Regions from separate parts of the Homo sapiens genome. Here region 1 is linked to region 2. A link is an interaction called in ENCODE POLR2A ChIA-PET data of the cell type or tissue named here. Cell type or tissue: CD4-positive, alpha-beta T cell. All regions are shown on one strand.

What was found. ChIA-PET counts read pairs that join two places held together with the same protein. Peaks named below come from ENCODE experiments on the same cell type or tissue, not always from the same donor. Only the 100,000 strongest peaks of a DNase experiment are listed, where the experiment ranks them.
Region 1: POLR2A ChIA-PET joins it to region 2 with 12 read pairs; 7 of 35 experiments call an interaction of 5 or more read pairs at or near these places.

Annotation. Positions count from the first base shown.
Region 1 is chr12:69,273,923-69,281,922 of GRCh38, forward strand. CPSF6 (cleavage and polyadenylation specific factor 6) reads left to right here. Exons shown (of 10, transcript NM_007007.3): 10 at 1-436. Among named protein-coding and RNA genes, the nearest start is that of MIR1279, 4.7 kb to the left of the region's middle. In CD4-positive, alpha-beta T cell, no CTCF peak of the experiment used is centred here; no DNase peak of the experiment used is centred here.
Region 2 is chr12:69,326,714-69,334,713 of GRCh38, forward strand. No RefSeq gene overlaps it. Among named protein-coding and RNA genes, the nearest start is that of LYZ, 18 kb to the right of the region's middle. RefSeq lists enhancers at 4,457-4,616, 5,457-6,171. In CD4-positive, alpha-beta T cell, no CTCF peak of the experiment used is centred here; DNase peaks (open chromatin) are centred at 3,398 and 4,468; H3K4me3 peaks cover 2,323 bases; H3K27ac peaks cover 3,949 bases.

The DNA.
Region 1 (8,000 bases), 53 kb before region 2:
CTTAACAACAACAACAAAAAATTGTATCATTTTACCAATATCCACGAATTACTGATCACAGTTTGTAAATAATTTGTTTAATATCAGAAGGCCAAAGAAAGTCTTAAAATTTTAGCTATTGACTCTATGGTGACTTCACAATAAGATTTCTGTGCAAAAAGGTAAGGTGATAATTGATCTAATAGACTTTTTTTTTTTTTTTTTTGCTGTCCATGAGAATTAGACTTCATATTAGCTTCAATTAAAAAGCTCATTCCATTTTATTAAAATGTTTGTAATTGCAATTTTGTGTTTAATGTTTACTTTGTCTTTCCTTTCTTTAGCATTTAGGTGACTGTTCGGCAGTTTGATATATGGCCATTGTCGGCCTTAAACTGCACTAGTAACAAGCATGGTATTTATCTTGTATTGAAAATAAAACAAACTTTTGATAAGACTTTGCAGTTTGTCTTTTTTGTTTAATTTGTTATTTGGTAACCATTGTGTATGGTTTTAAGTAGTTAATGTTTATTGGCAATATGCAGTATAGCAGAAATTGGACTGTTGTCTGTATTCTATCTTTAAGCCAGATAGTGGTGGTTTTCTTGTGTATTGACATTTTGGTGCTCTTTAAAGCGACTGATAATTGGGCTAAAATTAGGATTAAGAGGCCTGACAGATTTCCAGGCTGTTACATGGTTTTTAAATGGAAGATTCAGAAAGCATTTGTCTAGTTTTAGAGGATCATTAACCTTACTAGACTTAAGTAAAAATGTTTGTAGCAAAAATATTTTACTGGTTAGCTTGGAAACATTATGGGGTACTTTTGAAACAGTAACAGACTTCAGTTTCAGTGATTTCAGTAGATATTTCTGTGCCAGGTATTAATATCAGGCCTCAGATTTCTTACCTGCAAGCTTCAGAGTATTAAAGGTAACAGTTCTAAACAAGTGAATATGAACATGAGAAATAATACTACCATCACTGGGATCCCTTTCCATGCCTCCACTAAAATTGTGGTTCAGATTTTTGTTAGATTTCCTGTTACTGTTTGTTGTATGTTTCCATTGATCAATCCCTATTTGTGTTGAATTAGTTGAGACTCTCGTCCCTACCCTGTGAGGTCATTTAACTTTAAGAGAAGATCATTAGGAATATTTTTTGGCCAGATGCCACACTACATATGACTCAGTTCAAGACCTAATTTAGTGAAAGAGAGAAGCTTTTTTTTTACAAAAGATTTATGGACAGACTTTTCCCAGTCTTCCTAGTTTTGTTTCAGAGCCATTACCATGAAACAATAATTATTAGAAATGATTTCCAATGATGTTGTTGGTCTTTTTCTCCCATTTATAGTTCATTAACAGTTCTTGGATTTTCGTGTGGTACATCAGTTCTGATAAACTATTGTCAGTTCCAGATAAATGATATATACTTTACCTTTCAAAAATCTATATTCATTTTATAGAAAAACTTTAAAAAATGAAATTTACTACTTTAATGTTATACTGAGATCTGTAGGAAAAAAATGGTGAATGGGAAAGGGAAGTACCTTTTAGGCAGAGACTTGCAAAAAGGGCTTTTGGCAAGAGGAGCATGCTAGTAGGAACTGAAAGAATGCCAGTTTGGCTGAAGCAGGGAGTGAAGAACATAGCCTATGTGTGGAGCTCAAGCAGTTGGCAAGGCTAGGCTCTCCGGAGCTTGTAGGTCACATTAAAGATTGTCCTAAGAGTCATGTGGAATCATTGAATTGTGTGAAGTGTCATAATCAACATTTCAAAAAGCTTCTTGGCTGCAGATTAAATTGATAAAAGAATAGATAAAAGAGAAACACCTCTTCCTGTCAGGAGAGAAGATAAGGGTAGATAAAAATAGAAGTTTGTGGGCTGTAGGTGTGTGGTAGAAATTTTAAGATGTCATATTTAGTGACTTATGTTTTCTTTGAAATAGAAATTGAGGGCATTGTGGTGTGGGCATGGCTTAGTTTAGAAGTAACAGTGTTTATCTGTGAGATTGTCAGGGTTTGCTATCTAAGATAAGGCTCCCATTTTTATGGTGGCAGTCCATCTAGTAACACATTCATCCCCTGGGAGAGGGTAGATGGATCAAGCTATGGGACGGAGAAGGCAGTAATTGTCTTCATCAGTTTTCACTTTAACGGTTGTCAACCCAGCTGAAGAACACAATCACCGATGCTGTCCTGTTGTTTTTTAGGGGATTGCTATTAACATTTTATTTTTTGAGACAGTCTCGCTCTCTCACCCAAGCTGGAGTGCAGTGGCGCATTCTTGGCTCACTGCAACCTGTGCCTTCCAGGTTCAAGTGATTCTTCAGCCTCAGCATCCCGAGTAGCTGAGACTATAGGTGTGAGCCATCACACCCGGCCAATTTTTTTTTATTATTTTTATTTATTTATTTATTTATTTATTTTTTGTAGTTTTAGTAGAGACGGTTTTTCACCACGTTGGCCAAGCTGGTCTCGAACTTCTGGGCTCAAGTGATGAGTCTGGCTTTGCCTCCCAAAGTGCTAGGATTACAGGCGTGAGCCACTGTGCCTGGTCAACCATCAACATTTTTTAAAAATTGTTTTTGTACCTATTGCTTCATTAGTTTCTTAATTATCCTATAAGACAGTTAGTATTCTTTTTTTGTTTTTCTTTTTTTGAGACAAGATCTTGCTGTCATTCAGGCTGCAGCGCAGTAGTGTGATCATGGCTCACTGCAGCCTACCCCGGGCTCCTGAGTAGCTGGGATCACAGGTGCATGCCACCATGCCTGGCTAACTTTTTTATATTTTTGGTAGGCATGGGGTTTTGCCATATTGTCCAGGCTGGTCTCAAACTCTTGGGGTCAAGCAATCTTCCTGCCTTGGCCTCCCAAAGTGTTGGGATTATAGGCATGAGCCACCACACCTGGCCAGTGTTCTACTTTTAAAAGGGAGGTAATGGGCTCTGAAAGGTTATGACTAGCAGAATATAGTGAGTAGAGGTTAGAATGATTTTATGATTCTAAATTTTCAGTTATTTACTGAATGTCATGATACTGAGCCACCACCCCTGTAAGATTTTAAGCTTTACTGATACCCAAACTAACCATTTAGGAACATACTACTTTAAATTTTTCATTTGCACAAATGTTGAGTACCTACTCTACAAGATACTGTGTTAGATACTTTTGTGTAAGATAGGCCATAGCATTTTATTGTGGTATCTTGTCTCATGTAAATACAGGTTCTACCTACACAATTACTATAGCTGTCAGATATGAGGTAGGTGGGTCTAACATGCAGAAAATGTAGGCACTGAGTCTAGAAATTGGACCCCTCCCCATTACAGTATAGAAACCAGTCCCGTGTACCACTTTAGCTCTTTATTCCCCCTGAAATAGGTTATCATTTTACATCATGACCTCTTCAGCTTTCCTCAAGTAAGGGGAAAAAATTATCTTAACACAAAATGCAAGAATCTTACCTAGGCGTCTAACCTAAGAATACCGTCAGAAGTTATTTGTAGAACGTGAAAACTGGAGCTAATAGTTATTAAAGGTAGGCCGGGTGCAGTGGCTCACACCTGTAATCCCAGCAGCACTCTGGGAGGCCTAGGCAGGCGGATCATGAGGTCAGGACATCGAGACCATGCTGGCTAACACGGTGAAACCCCGTCTCTACTAAAAATACAAAAAATTAGGCGTGGTGGCAGGCGCCTGTAGTCCCAGCTACTTGGGAGGCTGAGGCGGGAGAATGGCATGAACCCGGGAGGCGGAGCTTGCACTCCAGCCTGGGCGACAGAGCGAGACTCCGTCTCAAAAAAAAAAAAAATAGTTATTAAAGGATTTTATTGATGGCTGCCTTTTCACAATAGTATATCTTAGGTTATGTATTGTAAACACTTTTCTGATGAAGTTATTTTTATACAACTTAGAAATTGATCCAAGGATACTGGCAGCCCATTCTACTCCAAGTGTGTAAACTTGAGCCTTTTATATTTCACACTGTAAACACATGCTGTGTATGCTTGTGCACAGTGAGAGACTGCCTACTTCTATAGCAGTCCATTTTATGTTTTCCTTGACTTACTAAATCATCTAACTATGAATGGACACTAAAAGACGTATGGCCCACCTCCTCTTATCTCTATTATGTGTACCTGGGCAGTAAGTTATCTAGAGTAATTTATCTTCTGACAGTTGTTTCTTCTGCTTACACACACAGACAGAATGTGCCCTCTAATTAGATTTGGCTGATACTAGTTATTTGATCGGTTAATAGGAAAGGTAAAAACGGAGTCAAATTTATGTTTGTTCTTTTTAGTTTCCTTTGCTGTTTCTCTCCCCTAACCATTTAATTTTTGAGGGCACTTCCAGGGGACTAGTCTCTACATTTGGTGCTCTTATCCAGACTCATGGCTGTAGGATTTACATGCTGTCAGTTTCAAAATTTATATTTCCAATTCAGATGGGCTAATATTTCAGCCCCTCCTCTCCCCTATCTGCCTGTTCACAGTCTTACCCAACAGCGAATATAAATACTGTCATTTCAGTTGTGTAGGCCCAAAACAGATCACTCTTGACTCCTCACACCCTACATCTACAGGGAAGTACTTTGTCTCTACCACCAGAAAATACCTGGGACCTCTTACTAATGCTGGGGTTGCTCTCTGCCTTTGCCACTGCACAGTCTGTTGTCAGTATAGCTGTCAGTCTATATTGTTTCTTAAAAATCCTGCAGTGCCTCCCTATTTCTTAAGAGACAGGATCTCTGTCACCCAGGTTTGAGTGCAGTGGTGTGACCATAGCTCACTGCAACCTTGAACTCCTGGATTCAAACGATCCTCACACCTCAACCTCCCAGAGCACTAGGATTACAGGTTTGAGCCACCTCACCCAGCCCACTCTTCAGTTCTATCAGAGTAAAGCTGCAGTCCTGGCAGTCCTGACAAAAGTCTCTCCATGATTTGCTCCCCCATTCCCCCCACTCTCACTTTGGTTGGAGTGTAGTAGCATGAGCTCAGCTCACTGCAACCTCCACCTCCTGATCTCAAGCAATTCTCCCACCCCAGCCTCCTGAGTAGCTGGAGGTGCGCACCACCACACCTGGCTAATTTTTGTCAGTTTTGTAGAGATGGGCTTTTTGCCATCTTGCCAAGGCCGGACTCAAATTCCTGGACTCAAGCTCCTCCTGCCTCAGCCCCCCAAAGTGCTGGGATTACTGGCATGAACTGCTGCGCCCAACCAATTTGGCTTCTCTTACCTCTGACCAGATCTACCAGTACCTTTCCCCATGCTCACTCCATTCTAGCCACTCTGGCCTTGTTTTTCAAACAGGTTAGGTATCGTCATGTGTCTGAGCCGTTGTGTGGGCCATTTCCCCTGCCTGGAATGCTGGAGATAGCTGCCTGAGAAGAATCTCAGTGAGGTTTGTTTTTACCATTCTATTGAATGGAAACTGCTACCTCCCTTAATTGCTTTATTCTTTACTCTTCCCATGCATTTATGACCTAGCACTATGTATTTTGCTTGTTCGTTCAAATATAAAGTCCCATGAAAGCAAGGATCTTATTGTAGTTTCTGTTAAATCCCAAGTGTCTACATCAGCTTGTGGCAAGCAAATGTTAATATTTGAATGAAGGATCTTGAATTGTAGTTCTGCCTCACTGTCTTGTTAGCAACTATTTTAAGAGCTGCGTCAGCATGTTTAAAATTGTAAAGCATATAGAAGTTGACATTCTAACAATTTTTAAGCATACAATTCAGTGGCATTAAATACATTCACAGTGTTTTGCAACCATCACCACTATCCATTTCCAGAACTTTTCCATCATCCCAAACAAACTCCCCATTCCCACCCTAGCCCCAGTCCCCGATCATCTCTCTTGTACTTCTGTCTCTGAATTTGCCTATTCTGGCTACATCATATAAACAGAATCATACAATATTTGTGTTTTGGCTCTGGTTTATTTCACTTAGTATGTTTTTTGTTTTTTTGAGACGGAGTCTCGCTGTGTCGCCCAGGCTGGAGTGCAGTGGTGCAATCTCGGCTCACTGCAAGCTCCGCCTCCCGGATTCATGCCATTCTCCTGCCTCAGCCTCCCGAGTAGCTGGGACTACAGGTGCCCGCCACCACACCAGGCTAATTTTTTATATTTTTAGTAGAGATGGGGTTTCACCGTGTTAGCCAGGATGGTCTCAATGTCCTGACCTCATGATCCGCCCGCCTCGGCCTCCCAAAGTGCTGGGATTACAGGTGTGAGCCACTGCGCCTGGCTATTTCACTTGGTATGTTTTTAAGATTCATCCATGTTGTAGCATGTGTCAATATGTGGCTGAATATCATCCCATTTTATGTACATATATGCCACATGTTTATCCATCTGTCAGTGGACAGCTTGTTTCTACCTTTTGAATATTGTGAATAATGCTACTATGAACATAGGTGTACAACTATCTGTAAGTCCCTGTTTTCAGTTCTGGGTATATAGGAGTGAAATTGCTGGGTAATGGTAATTCTATGTTTAACTTTTTGGGGAATCATGAAACTTTCCCACAGCTACTATACCATTTTACGTTCTCACCAGCAGTGCATGAAGATTGTAGTTTCTGTACATCCTCAACAATACTTATGCTTTTCTTTTTATCTGATAGTAGTCATCCTAATGGGGACAAGTGGTTATTTCATTGTTAATGGCAATTTTTAAAGCAGCTCATTTTTATGGAGACTTTACAAAGTACTTAACTTGCCGGGCATAGTGGCTCATGTCTGTAATCCCAGCACTTTGGGAGGCCAAGGCGGGTGGGTCGCTTGAGCTCAGGAGTTCTAGCCTGGGTAGTATGGTGAAACCCCATCTCTACAAAAATACAAAAATTAGCTGGATGTGGTGGCACAGGCTTGTGGTCCCAGCTACTCAGGAGAATGATGCGGGAGTCTCGCCTGAGCGTGGTAGGTCGAGGCTGCAGCAAGTGAAGATTGTCCCACTGCACCCCAGGTTGTGCGACAGACACTCAGTGAGACCCTGTCTCAAAAAGAAAAACCAAAGTAAACTTAGTTTTCATTGAACCAATTCTCTTTTGCACTCAAATGTTTCATTGGTTTACATAATACTGAGATGAAATCACAAGCAAAATTACCATTGACATAGTTTAGAAATAAACAGCTGACTCTAAACATTACTAGTAGCATGAGTTCTTGGATATGATGTATTTTGTGTGACTAAGTCAGTTTTATAGAGAGAATGTATAGTTAGGTTATGTGGGGCCAACTGAGGGCTTTTAGAATATTGACATTTTCTTAAATGCTCTAAGTTTGCTCCTGAAAGTATGGTCTACAGGGTATCAACATTGGCATCACCTGGTCTGGGAACTGGTCACAAGTGCAGAATGTACCATGCGAAATCAAAATGTACATTTGAGCAAGATCCCCAGTGATTTGTATGCACATTAAAGATTGACAAATTGTGCCTTTAAACTACTTTTAATGGCTACCTGGTGTTTCAACTTGTAACATAATTTTAACCAGTTCTTGCCACTGGGTGTTCAGGTTATTTCACTAGGTTTTTGAGTATTATAAAGGATGCTGCAATGAATTTCCTTATAGGTAAATCTTAGTGCAAATATCTGTTTTCCAGTAATGAATTTCTTGGAGTGCTTGATTCAGAGTATGAATATTTGAGTTTTTGACACATTAAATTGTCCCGATTTACTTTTACCCAAGCTGTATGTGAAAATGTGTATTTCTCCACATTCTTTTCAGTAATTAGTGCTTTTAAAAATCTATCTTAGTGGTGGAAATGGGTATCTTATTTTTAACTATTTCGTGATTGTTAGAGTGGCTTAAATATATTTAAATGTTAGTTGTGTGCTTCCATCTAGAGATAGGCGTACATAAGAAATGAATCGGTAAATCATGATTTGGTATTTCCATTTTAATAATTGAGGAAACAGTTCAGTAATACAACCAGTAAAGGGCAGACCCAGGAACTGAAGATCTGATTTAGGAACCAAGAAAGATCTGAAAGATCCTTTTCTAA
Region 2 (8,000 bases):
ATGACATGGGTGAATCTTAAAATAATTATGCAGAGTTAAGCTAGACAACAAAGAGTAGATACTATGTGATTCTGTTTATTTAAAACTAGAAAATGCAAACTATCATCACGGAAAGCATATCAGTGGCTGCTTGGGAATGGGGGAGTGAGGCTAAAGAAAGGGAGGAATTACAAAGGGGCACAGAAAACTTTTGGAGATAATGGGTATGTTCATTGTTTTGGTGGTGATCATTTCAGGTGTGTATACATATTTTAAAACATCAATTTGTGGCCGGGCGCGGTGGCTCATGCTTGTAATCCCAGCACTTTGGGAGGCCGAAGCGGGCAGATCACGAGGTCAGGAGATCGAGACCATCCTGGCTAACACGGTGAAACCCCATCTCTATTAAAAATACAAAAAATTAGCCAGGCGTGGTGGCAGGCACCTGTAGTCCCAGCTACTCGGGAGGCTGAGGCAGGAGGATGGCATAAACCCGGGAGGCAGAGCTTGCAGTGAGCCAAGCGCCACTGCACTCCAGGCTGGGCTAGAGTGTGAGACTCCGTCTCAAAAAAAAAAAAAAAATCAATTTGTATACTTTAAATATATGCGGTTTATTTTATATATATATGTTATATCTCAATGAGCTAGTTTAAAAAAAACAATAACATACTACTTCCTACACACCAGATAGACTACAATTAAAAGTATGGGCAATACTAAAGGTATGGAGAAACAGAACTTTCATCATTGCTGGTAGGAGTCTAAATACGCCCAATTACTTTGGAAAACTAGCAGAATTTACTGCAGCTAAACAAACACCTATCCTATGACCCAACAATTCCATTGCTTGGACTATAGTCAAGAGACATGAGTGCATATGTCTACCAAAAACACCTATAAGAATATCCATAGTAACTATTCATATTTACCAAAGGAATGAAAAAAATTCATCAGTAGTTGAATTGATAAATTCTGGCATATTCATACAAAGTAATACTACACAGAAAAAAATGAGCCACTGCTACAAAGTGGCAACACATGGAGGAATTTCAGAGACATAATGTTGAGTGAGACAAGCTGACATGAAGAAAACATACTCTCTGATTCCATTATTATGACACCCAGAACAGGAAAAAACTAATGGTGACAGAGATAAAAATACTGTCTACTGGGCGCCTGTAGTCCCAGCTACTCGGGAGGCTGAGGTAGGAGAATGGCGTGAACCCGGGAGGTGGAGCTTGCAGTGAGCCGAGATAGCGCCACTGCACTCCAGCCTGGGCGACAGAATGAGACTCCATCTCAAAAAAAAAAAAAAAAAAAATACTGCCTACCTTTGAAGAAATGTTGATTGGAAGGAGGCATAGGGAGACTTTGGGTTACTGGATATATTCTGTATGTTGATATTACGTTTTACACATCTGTGTTTCTCTTATAGATGGTTAACACAGGAGTTACACGGGGAGTATGTAAAAATTCTTTCAACTGTACATTTAAAATGTGTTAACTTAGTAAATATAATACACCAATGAAAAGTAAAAAAAATAAATAAATGAACAGACACTCAAATTCCATGATTTAACGAGAGAGACTGGTAAGGAGAAACACGGATATGTAAAACATAATTTCAAGAAAATAGGCAGTGGAAATTTCACAAAGAATTTTAAATTATAAATACAGAGTTGCTCTTGTTATTTTTTCAGGAATTCTTAGTTGGCTCTGACTTCCTCCTCCCAAACTAGTTGTCTCCCAAACCTAATTGTCTGTGAGTTATTAAGGATTACTGAAAATTTGTTTTAATAAACTAAAATTAGCACATTAATAGGGTTTAGTGATTACTCTAAATTAGTATCCTACAAAGAAGTCTGGCTGCGTGCAATGTTAACTGTACATAAATAGTTAGAATTCCCCTAATTTTCAGAAAGGATGTTTTGCTATCAGTCCCATGGTTTTCGGTTCCTGCCTTTTTGCTTTGTAATGATCATTTCCCGTAAGTGTAGATTTACATCACAATGCTTTATGTTTATAATTATAATTAACAACATATATGCATTTTGCTTCAGATGTTAATATTCATAAGCATAATGCTAAAGTAGATGTATATAATTCAACCAAACTTGACTTTTTAAGTGACAGTTCATCATAATTACTCAGTACTTTTTCCTCAGAAAAGTAGCAACAGGTGGAGTAAAGTAGGTTTTGGGATAGTTTTCTGAGGTATTGCTCCTCACACTTGAGGGCATTAGCTGCAGGGGTCTGCCCTCAGACCCTGACCCAAATGACAGAAGAATAAAACATACATTGACACGTAGATATTGTTAGAAGCTGGAAAGGGAGTGTCTGCCTAGATGATAGGACTGAAAAAAGGCAGATTTAAGGGATGAGCTTAATAGAGTGTAGCAGGTATAGGTAGTAGGTAAAGTGAGAGAATTTAAAATGAATAAATTATCTGGCTTAGACTTTTCCTTCTTTAGCATAATGCCTGGGACCTGTGTTGTCTTCGGAAGCCACATTGTTGAGGCTGCGGGTCCTGTATGTCTTTTCTCAGGCTGGCTTGAGTTTTTTCTTCTTTCCATCCTTTGATAAGAATGTAGTCTCCAGGCTGGTGCTGGTGTACTGGAAATTCTAGGGGTGGTGCCTGTGCTGAGAGACTTTTTACAGTCTTTAAAGAGCAGGTTAGTGTTTTAAGAAAAACTTGTTGTACTTTAATGTCTAGTTTACAGAAAAACTGGATGATACCTTTTTTATTTTAGCCAATATGTTTACACACAGAATTTTTTTTACAATTAACGTTTTAAAACTTGTTTAGACCTTCAAAACAAAAATTATATATTTCCTGCATAAATTCCTTTTCATAACATTCTTCACAACTTTCACAGACAATCTTTAACATGGCTTAACTTTCTGACTATGTTTTATAACCTTCCTTACTAAAGGTGCATTCTTATATCTGTAACTTTAATATTTCTTTCCTTTCTTCCTACTTTCTCTCCTTAGTCTTTTTGTGTCTGTCTCTGATCTGTCTTTTCTAGTCTCTTTCTTACTCATTCTTTCCCTTTATTTCTCTTTTTAATGTGCACTAATTAGGTGAGTGTTGGTATTAACGGATACATGTATATATCTTAGTTTCCCAAATTTAGGGATGTAACATCTGTTTGCCACAACTGATTAGGTTCCAATCCTCTAGGGTTAACACCTGTTGAAAGAGGGGCTGTGCCTGTGAGCTGGCAATCTGGGCACCGTCAGATAATTTGTTTAGCCAATCTCTGTATAAGTTGAAGTTGTTTAAGATGAGTTTCTCTAATTTTAGTAGAAAAATTGATGCAATTGGGTGGCTTGGTCTAGCAGTGATGTTACAACCTGAAGAGCTGCTTGATCATTGCCATAAGCCAATGGGCCAGGCAGAGAGCTGTGGGCTCGAATGTGTGTAATAAAAACAGGATGTGTACGTTGGTGTAGCAATTGCTGAAGTCGGAGAAAAAGAGCACACAGAGTGGTCTCCAGAGCTAACTTCATGCTGTAAAAGTTCTTTAATAAATAAACAGAGTAACCTCAGCTCTCTGAGTGCTAGTAAACTCTGAGTGATGGAATTGTGTGGTCTCTACTAGACTGCCGCTTTTCCATGTTTACCAGACCCATCAGTAAACAGTGTTAAAGCATTAGGTATGGGGAAGTGCAATACCGCTTCGAATTACCTTTTACTTAAAGGAATCCTGATGATATCAGGGTTATAACTTAGCAATTGACTGCATTAATCATTAAGATGGCAAGTTGAAATAAGTAACATGAAATTTAAAAAGAAAATCTGAAAGCATCTCTAGAAGCAGAAACTTAAATAATATACTTTAACCATGTGCTTAAAGCCACAGGCAGAACAGCTTAAATCTTGCAATTGAGTTTTCAAGCTGATCAAGTTTATGGACTTTAATCTGGCCAACAGTCTTGAAAACAGTGACCCAGTAGTTGGGAAACTGAATTCAGGACTCTTTTAGCAAGTAGAAATCAAAAGACTATCTAATCAGTGGGTTACGACAGTCATTCATGCATATGCTTTCACTACACTTACATACAACTTTTCTTCTAATTTAACAAATATGATTTAGTTAGGTTTAAAGTTCTCCTTTAAAGGGTAATGTGTGGTTTTACATGCCTAGCTTTTAACTACTCTTTAACTAATTCATCGGCCTTCTGTAATCTCTCTCCCTTCAGAGGTTACTGTTTTACCTAAATTGGATTTGGAGAGCTACGTCAGGGGTAGGAGAGAGAGAGCAACAGTGGCCATTATCAGAAAAGAGGTTTTTCAAATTCTTACATTTTACTTAAATTTTAGCAGAGAATTATAATCTGGGATGTCGCTTGTAAACAAGGAGCACTTGCCTTGGGTCACCTGCAGAGCTAGAGAGCTGAGCCGGCGGGTCCCTGGGCGGTAGCTGTTTTACTCTTGTAAAAGCGCTGCCTTTTGCCTGTGCTGGCTCTGTTTCTGTGAACTTCCGGGCTGCCGAGCCTTTCTTTTTATTTACTGCTTGCTCGGCTGCACGGCTTTCGGCTCCTAATGCCTTTTTTCTTATCTTTTTATAAACATACACCTGATTGCCTTGCCGATTCTGCATTACTGGGCAGAGTAAGAGCTCTGCTTCTAATGCTGCCCGCTTAAGACAGGGACTGATAGCTGTAGCATATCCTAGGTCTTTTTTCCTATCTATTGGAGGAGGAGGCTCAGGTATAAACCCCCGTTTCCTCTGTTATTTCGGCCCGGTGATATTAGGGTGGAGGGAAGAGGAGGTGATAAGGCAGGTGACATTTTCTCCTCCTTGCTCTTTTTAGGCTCTTCTGCGTGTAACAGAGCTAAGGCTGCTCTAATTAAAGCCTATAACGTTAAAGCTGTTACTGGGACCTGTTGCCTTTGCACATGTTAAGATTTCTCCCCATTTGTTCCCAGAGTTCTACGTCTAGCGTTCCTTCTTCCGGGAACCACGGGCTTGGGATCACAAGAGTTTGCATTGCAACAGTTTGTCTAGCATGGATGATTAGGTCCCTTAATTGAGCCTGTGAAACTGAGGCTCCGCTAGCCTTAAGTAACTGTTTTAATACTTTCATATAATGTTTCTGCTGTGCTAATAACTGTGGTCCCATGATGAAAACTCAGCTTGACCCAACTTCCCCCAGAACTTGGTAACTTTGAGTGGGCACCAATGACTTGCTGATTACTCACTGACTTGACCGCGCGGTTCCTTTCTTCACCTTTGTTTTCCGGGGGGTCCGTCGCTTTTCCTTCACGCTTCCTTCGCAGCTTTCCTCATGAGGGCAGTCCTCACTCTTCCTAGGCAGCTTGCCTCAGGAGGGGCTCCAACTGCGGGGAGTCTGTTTCTGCAGACCCCTGACTGGCCTCACACGGCTTTCCTCACAGGGCTTTCCTCACACGGGTTTCCTCACACAGGCCACCAGCTGAGGTATTGCTCCTCACACGTGAAGGCATTAGCCGCGGGGTCTGCCCTCAGACCCTGACCCAAACGACAGATGAATAAAACGTACACTGACACACAGATATTCTGTTTTGCCAGTCCAGCTGAGTGTCCAGCCGCCTGCACACCTAGAGAGGTTTGTCACTGTGGACGGCCCTGAGCAGCTCGAACTCCAGGCATTTATTTAGTATACAATTAACAACAGAAGCTTTGAGTAAACTTGAGTAAACACACTTTGAGTAAACTTGAGTAAACACACTTGTGGATAATTAACATGGTTAAGAGAGTAGTTCTAGGAATGATTAAAACTCAGGTACCACGGTCTCAGGTAAATACTATCAGGCCTCTCAGCCCAAGCTAAGCCAGATGGCCTGAAGCAACTGAAGATCCACAAAAGAAGTGAAAATAGCCTTAACTGATGACATTCCACCACAGTGATTTGTTTCTGCCCCACCCTAACTGATCAATGTACTTTGTAATCTCACCAACCCTTAAGAAGGTTCTTTGTAATCTCCCCACCCTTAAGAAGGTTCTTTGTAGTTCTCCCCACCCTTGAGAATGTACTTTGTGAGATCCACCCCCTGCCCACAAAACATTGCTCCTAACTCCACCGCCTATCCCAAAACCTTTAAGAACTAATGATAATCCACCACCCTTTGCTGACTCTCTTCAGACTTAGCCCACCTGCACCCAGGTGAAATAAACAGCCTTGTTACTCACACAAAGCCTGTTTGGTGGTCTCTTCACAGGGACGCGTGTAACAAATACCATTAGGGGGCAATATCCTTGGTAGACCTCCCCAGAGAAGGCCATCTGGCTCAAAGGTTAGTTAATTGAAGTTGGGTAAACAGACTTAACTGGGGAAGCCTCTGTTGTCCCTTGTATTTACCCTATGACCTAATGCTCTAAGGTAAGAACTGGCCGCCTTGGCCTGTTCAATTATTACAAGCTATGTAAACTTTCGGCCTTCTAAAAGGTTTGTGACTATTTCCTATAACTTTCCCTAATATTTCCCTTTATTCTTTCTGCCACCATCCTGAGTGAATCCCAACAGTTTTCTCCCCTTGCAAAATGTACCACGTTCAAAAGTTTGAAGATCACTGTCTTTATTATCATCTTGCCTTTCATTTTGGCCTTCCTTCTCCAAACACGCACACACCCCCACACACACCAAATCACTTTAGTCTGTCCTAGCAAAAAGTGATCTATGGTCCTTTTTGGCACACAAAAAAATACAATTGTGTCATTCCTTTTACTCGGAAGACTTCAGTTTTTACATTGCCTTCAGCAGTGATTATTAACCTATTTTAGGTACTTATACTTTTGAGAATAAATAATAAAGCTTTTTACTTTCTTCTGAGAAAAATATGCAATATAATTTTATATAATTTTGGAGGTTTAGCAACACCTCTGAAGCCTATCCATAGATCTTCTAGGGATCCTTCACCTAACCTATACAATAAAAATGGAATTTCCTTTTAATAGCATAAAAGATTCTTCATTTACCCAGCCAAGCTCTTCACTTCCACTTTCTACTTTGAAAGGAACTTCCACAGCATACCATATTCTTTCTTATACCTTTTTTCCTTTCTTTTCTTTTTTTATTTTATTTTTTATTTTTATTTTTTTTTGAGACAGAGATTCCTTCTGCAACCCAGGCTGGAGTGAGTGCAGTGGCACAATGATGGCGCTACCTCGTGAGCTCAGGTGATCCTCCTACCTCAGCTTCCAGAGTAGCTAGGACTACAGGCATGTAACATCATGCCTGGCCAATTTTTTTTTTAAGAGACAGAATCTCACTATGTTGCCGAGGCAGTGTTTATTTTTAAATAAACTTTTAATTTCAGCATAGTTTGAGATTTACAAAAAAATCCTGAAGATAAGACAGTTCATTTCTGTATTCCCCACACCCACTTTCCCTTATTACTAACATCTTACATCAATAAGGTACCTTTGTTACAATTAATGAACCAATATTGATATGTTATTATTAGCTAAAGTTCATACTCTATTCAGATTTTTTAGTTTTTACCTAATGCCCCTTTTCTGTTACAGGATCCTATCCAGGGTGGCATATAACATTTTGTTGTTGTATCTCTTCTGGCTTCTCTTGGCTGTGACAGTTTCTCAGAATTTCCTTGTTTTGATGAGCTTGGCAGTTTTGAGTACTCATCAGGTATTTTGTAGAATAATCTTCATTTGAGGTTTGTCTGATGTTTTTCTTATGGTGAGACTGGGGTTATATGTTTTGGAGAGAAAGACCACAGAGGCAAATACCATTTTCATCACATCATATCAAGGATGCATACTTATCAATGTGGCTTATCACTGTTGATGTTAACATTGATCTACTGACTGAAGTAGAATTTGTCAGGTTTCTCTCCTGTGAAATTATTCTTTTCCCTCGTTTCCATACTGTATTCTTTGGAAGGAAGTCACTATGCACAGCCTCAATACTTCCTTGAGGGCAGAGTATCTACATAAAGTACTTGAAATTCTCCTGCATGGAAGATTTGTCTATTCTTCCTTTCTTTTATTTTTAAATATGTTTACCTCTACCTG